2 separate regions of the Mus musculus genome follow, and region 2 is linked to region 1. A link is a loop called in an ENCODE intact Hi-C map of the cell type or tissue named here. Cell type or tissue: left cerebral cortex. All regions are shown on one strand. Each heading gives the region's core, and the rest is flanking DNA. Links, peaks and the distances in the headings are about the cores only.

Region 1 (2,912 bases), core at 243-2,742:
AAAACATTACACAGTATATGATCTCACTTATATGAAAGGGCCACAGTAGTCAATCCCACGCGGACAGAAATCCTATTTATTACTTATATCTTGTAGCTGGAGGGAAGAACATAAAAGTGAGCAGGCAAGATGGCTCAGTGGGTAAGGGTGCTTGCTCTACTGGATTCCCTGGGTTCCAGATGGTAGATGGTGGAAAACTGATTCCCCAAAGTTGTCTTCTCAGGTTTGTATGTGAACCATGGCACAGGTATGTGCACACACACACAAATGTAGCAGAATTTTAGCAGAGCCATTGTATCTGGCGTTAACTCAGAGCAATGGCACCCAGGCTCTGAAGTAACCTTTTGCAAACAGTCAGTGGTTGTTATCCTAGACTTGTTTCTTTGAAGGAGTCTCAGAGCCTTTGCACAACTTAGTCCAGAGACATATCGTGCAAACCTGGAAGTCTCTTATGGCTGAGAAAGCTTAGATAATGGTCCCAACAGCACCTAGATGAGTGAGAGGTTTTGGCATGCAGAAACTGACTTGCTCAAGGTGCCCTTTGTGTAACAAGAAAGAGGTTCTGCCAAGTGCTTCAGACTTTGGTCCCTGAAAAGCTGATCCCCCTGCAGCTAAGAAGCCTAAACTCATCCTGCCCCATCTCTCTTTCTTTAATCAGTCAGCCTGAGTAACACACACATCAACACGCACACATGGATTTAAAATAGAAGAGTGTTCTGGACCTAGATAGAGATCATCACAGAACATAGGGAAGATGCCAGACATTAACACTGCTAAATGTAAATTTTATCTCTGTTTTATCAGAATTTTTAAATTTTTACTTTTGAGACATTGTCTCACTCTCTGAAGCCTTGGCTGGCCTGGAACTTATTCTGTAGTCCAGCTTGGCTTGAACTCAGAGATCTGTCTGCCTCTGCATCCTAAGCACTGAGTTTAAAGGTGTGGGCCACCAAATCCAACCATGCTTTACAAGTCTTTTTCAAATGGAAGCAGGCACTGTGGCTCCCACTTCATATCGTAGCACTTGGGCGGCAGAGGCAGGAGGGGCAAGAATTTAGAGTCATTCTTAGCTACATAGCCAGTGCAAGCTTAATCCTGGCTACACGAGGCCCTGTCTTTAAAACAAAACAAAACAAAACAAAACAAAACAAAACAAAACATCAAACAAATATGGGCAGATGACATCCACAGCTTCCCTGTTCAGACCATGCCTTAGCTTCTTGCCTCACTTAAGCCAATCTTTGCTCTGCCTGGAATGCCTTTGAATGGCCACCCCTTCTTTCCTTTTCCTCGAGGCCAATGGTTTTCAACCTTCCCAATGCTTCGACACTTTAAAAAGTTCCTCATGTTGTGGTGGCCCATCCCCCAACAGTAAAATTATTTCTTTTGCTATTTTTTAAATAAAGTGATGGTTTTTTTTATAAACGAATTATTTATTTTATGCATGTGAGTACATGGTAGCTGTCTTCAGACACACCAGAAGAGGGCGTCAGATCCCATTACAGATGGTTGAGAGCTACCATGTGGTTGCTGGGAATTGAACTCAAGACCTCTGGAAGAACAGTCAGTGCTCTTAACCACTGAGCCATCTCTCCAGCCCTCTTTTGCTATTTTTTTAAAAAAAGGATGTATGTATATATGTATGTATGTATGTATGTATGTATGTATGTATGTATGTATGCATGTATGTTCATACGTATGTATGTCTGAAGGCCAGAAGAGGCATCAGAGCTCATTATAAATGGCTGTGAACCTCCATGTGGTTGCTGGGAGTTGAACTCAGAAGAGTAGCCAGTGCTCTTAACCTCTGAGCCATCTTTCCAGTCCTTCTTCTTCTCTGTAATGTTGTAAAGATGTCTGTGCTTTGTGGGTATCTTAGGCGACCCACAAAGGGCTTGAGAGCCACAGGTTGAGAACCACTGCTCTAGACCTTTCTGGGGTCACGCCCAAGAGCTCTCTCCTTTCTTCCCTTAGCAATTGCTGCTGCCTTGTTTGGCAGATCTCAGCTAAGCAGTCCTCCACCCCTTCCTTCAGCACCGCTCTCCTATTATCTCCGCAAGCCACAAAGCAGCCCCTGACCTGTTGGGGTTCTGCCCTGCTAGATTTCTTCTGAAGCTCTTGTGTGTTTGTCACAGGATGCACACACGGCCTTGCTGTGTGCCTCTCAATGCTTAGACTAGAACTAGAATGTCCATGGAGGCGGATGATTTGAGCTACATCTTTGCTGCCTCTCCACAGCCCTCAGACCGGAGCGTGATGCATGTAAATGCTCAGGAAGACATCTACATCTTGCAAAAGGGTGAAGCAACTATGGGAAGTGGATACTCACATACCCAGCCCTCAGGTGAGAACAAAGCTCTAAGGGGTCTTATTGCCCTTCAGTGACCAGACTTGTGCTAGGCTGTGAACCTAGTCTAGATGGCTTTCTCCCACACACAGACAAGGGAGGTGAGACACCTAGAGACCCAGGTTTTCTGAGGGTAGCAGACGCAGCTATAGAGATCCCTTCATTCTTTGAGTACTGACAAGTACAATGGCAATCTGGCTGGAAGAATGAAGCCATCTGTGCTGATGGGGCGGAAGGCAGCTGTCTCCCTTGCTCAAAGGCTGTGAGTTGACAGAGGACAACCAGATGCAGCACCCAGTGCAGACACTGGAGACAAGGGGACCAGTTCTCTATTTTTCTCACACAGGACTGCTCAGACTCACAACAGCACTGATACTTGACACAGACCACAGAGCAGCTAAACTGCAGCCTCAAAGCAAGGGCACTCGGTGTCAGTCTGGTGATGCGCCTATACACCCTTCGAGAACATATGTGTGAGTGCGTGTGTGCGCGCACATACACATAATCACTCCACACGGACATATAAACATTTGTACATATTTTAACCATCAGTGTTCAAGGCTCA
Region 2 (2,912 bases), core at 193-2,692, 60 kb after region 1:
ACATTTACTTATTTTGTGTGTGTGTGTGTGTGTGTGTGTGTGTGTGTATGCTCCCTCTACCTCCTCCCTCCCCCTCTCTCCACACCACACGTGACAGCTTTATGTGAGTTTCTGGTTTGTTTTTTTTTGTTTTGTTTTGTTTTGTTTTGTTTTTTTAATGTCTATGTATTTGTGTGAGTGTATCTGGATGACTGTGGAGGCCAGAGGAGGGATATAGACAGTTGTGAGCCACCGGGCATGTGTGCTGAGAACTGATCTCTGATTCGTTGGAAGAGCAGCAAGTTATTTTTAACTACTGAGCTATCTCTTCAGCCCTGTTCCTGGTATTTTACTCAGTAAGTCAGGCTTGGTTGCAAGTCCCTTCACTTGCTGAGCCATCTAGCTGTCCCATAGCTGCTAATCTGTATATATGTATATTTCTGTGGGAGTGAGCGTGGGTCGAGACCAGGAAACTTGAAAAGGCACAAGGTGGGAGCAATGAAGCTCCAAGGGCGGAAGACGCAGATGCAGGGGGTAGTAGAACGCCTGTGATGCAGCGGGGGAAGAGGAAGACTATGGGCGGAAGGCAAGTGAGGGTAGCGAAGGGGGAAAGGGGGGGACGGGGGGGGGAGACAAGGTGGGTGGGATCTATGTGTGTAGATTGGGTTGATCCCACCCACCTTGGGTTGATCCGAGAATTTCTGGACCTGCCAGCGGTTAAATAATGGCACAGACACTTATTAATATCTACAAGAACTTAGGCCTTTAGCTTGGGCTACCTCCCAGCTAGCTCATCTAATTGAATCTTAGCCACCACCCGCGTGGCTAGTTCTTTAAATCTCTCAGTCATCCGATTACCCGCTGGCAAATCTCTTGTCTTCTCCCAGAGACCACTCTCTCTGCCTGGAAGTCCCGTCCCGTCCCGTCCCCCCACCCCACCCCCACCCCGCTTCAGCTATTGGCCGTCAGCACTTTACTAAACCAATCAACAGGCCAGGGAGAGAAGGATGTTGACAAAATACTGAGGCAGGTAATGATCCAGATTAACAGTACCCAAATCCAGCCAGCACTCAGCTCTCTGATGGTACAGCAATCAACGTCAGACTGCACACAGCGTATCCCAACTGTGTGTGAAAATGCCAGAGGTGGGGCTGGAGAGATGGCTCAGTGGTTAACAGCACAGGCTGCTCTTGTAGAGGGCCCAGATTCCATTCACAGCAAGCACTGGGAGGTTTACAAGCATCTGTAGCTCCAGTGCCAATGGACCTGGCGCCCTCTTCTGGTCTCTGGGGGCACTGCACCCATGTGGTGCACAGACCCGCATACAGGCAGGCAGGCAGGCAAAAACATTCACATAAAATAAATAAATCTTTAGAAAAGGTAAGAAAATCCCATAAGGACAGCCGGGCGTGGTGGCGCACGCCTTTAATCCCAGCACTCAGGAGGCAGAGGCAGGCGGATTTCTGAGTTCGAGGCCAGCCTGGTCTACAGAGTGAGTTCCAGGACAGCCAGGGCTACACAGAGAAACCCTGTCTCAAAAAACAAAAACAAAAACAAAAAACAAAAAAGAAAGAAAATCCCATAAGGAAACCAGGTACTTTGTATACTAATTTCTGAAATTGAAATTTTAAAGCGTGGGAAAAGCCAAACCTGTGATTAAGTCTACACATAATCGACAAGAATGCAGGAGAATTAGAGGCAAGTTGTCTCAGGCTAGCTTTATATCCCTTAATGGCCGTTCATGGCAGGTGCAACAGCACACAGCTGTAGTCCCAGCACTTGAAAATGGATTTCAATGCCATCCTTGGCCACATACTGGATTTGAAGACAGCTGGACTATATGAGATTCCATGTCAGTAAAGATTCCAGAGTCAGAACAAGAAAGAGAGGGACACAGAGAGAGAGGGAGACAGAGAGAGAGACAGAGAGAGAGAGAGAGAGAGAGAGACAGAGAGAGAGAGAGAGAGAGAGAATACTAAATTATAATCCAAAATCAGCTGGGCACGAAGCTACACATATATAATGTCAATTCTCTTGGAGGCTGAAGCAGGAAGATTGGTGGGTGGTTGATACCAATCTGGCTGACATAGTGAGTACCAGGACATAGAAATACTTTATCATGGGGACTGGAGAGATGCCTCAGAGGTTAAGAGCACTGACTGCTCTTCCAGAGGTCCTGAGTTCAATCCCCAGCAACCACATGATGGCTCACAACCATCTGTAATAGGATCCCATCCCATGCCCTCTTCTGGTGTGTCTGAAGACAGCAACCGTGTAGTGTACTCATCATATATTTTACATAACAGCAAGATTTGCCATTTTCTGTTTGTTTTGAGATAGTGTCTTGTGTATAGCCCAGGTTAGACGTGAAGTCCTTGTGTAGCAGAGGAGGACCTTGAGTTCCCGATCCTCTTGGCTCATTGAGCTGACATGAAGTACACCCGTAATTCCAGGAGGTCGAAGCAGTTGGATCAGGAGTTCAAGGTCATTCTTTGTCATACAATTGTGTTTGAGGCCTGCCTGGAACACACGAACCCTTTGTTTTTAGCGAGAGAAAACGAGTTCAGTGAACTCAATGGCACTTGGGCTCTCCCAGATCTTTTATTTTTGAGCTCCCCATCTTTGTGCCCCCACCCGCTGGGCGCTATAATTACAGGCTGGTACCACCTTGCTTGCATTTATACAATGAAGATGAAATCTGTACTGCATTCACGCTGCTCCAAGGTTGGTGCAAAAGAGTTTCTGCTTAGTATTATTTCAACTTGAGGTTTGATATTGGAATACATTGTTAATAAATGTTGATATGTTAAAACATCATTTCAACTCAGATTTCTCACTTTACGTTGCTTTGCTGATTTATTATTTGTAGCTCGTGTAATTTATTATTTGTAACTCTTGTACTATGGAAATGGCAATGAATAAACAATAAACAT

The links. A loop is a pair of places that touch in the nucleus more often than their neighbours do. Peaks named below come from ENCODE experiments on the same cell type or tissue, not always from the same donor. Only the 100,000 strongest peaks of a DNase experiment are listed, where the experiment ranks them.
Region 2: a loop joins it to region 1, with 2.4 times the contacts of the local background. A loop is called at or near these places in 4 of 42 quality-filtered maps.

The regions. Positions count from the first base shown.
Region 1 is chr7:4,839,653-4,842,564 of GRCm38, forward strand. All of the region lies in intron 1 of Shisa7 (shisa family member 7), which reads right to left. It overlaps Gm36127 (a long non-coding RNA gene), which reads left to right. Exons shown (of 2, transcript XR_881804.2): 1 at 1-2,344. Among named protein-coding and RNA genes, the nearest start is that of Shisa7, 3.6 kb to the right of the region's middle. In left cerebral cortex, for the core only: a CTCF peak has its summit at 1,485 (motif pointing right); DNase peaks (open chromatin) are centred at 2,242 and 2,582; H3K4me3 peaks cover 882 bases; H3K27ac peaks cover 1,026 bases.
Region 2 is chr7:4,900,141-4,903,052 of GRCm38, forward strand. All of the region lies in intron 1 of Gm36210 (predicted gene, 36210), which reads right to left. Among named protein-coding and RNA genes, the nearest start is that of Gm36210, 6.1 kb to the right of the region's middle. In left cerebral cortex, for the core only: a CTCF peak has its summit at 1,263 (motif pointing left); a DNase peak (open chromatin) is centred at 293.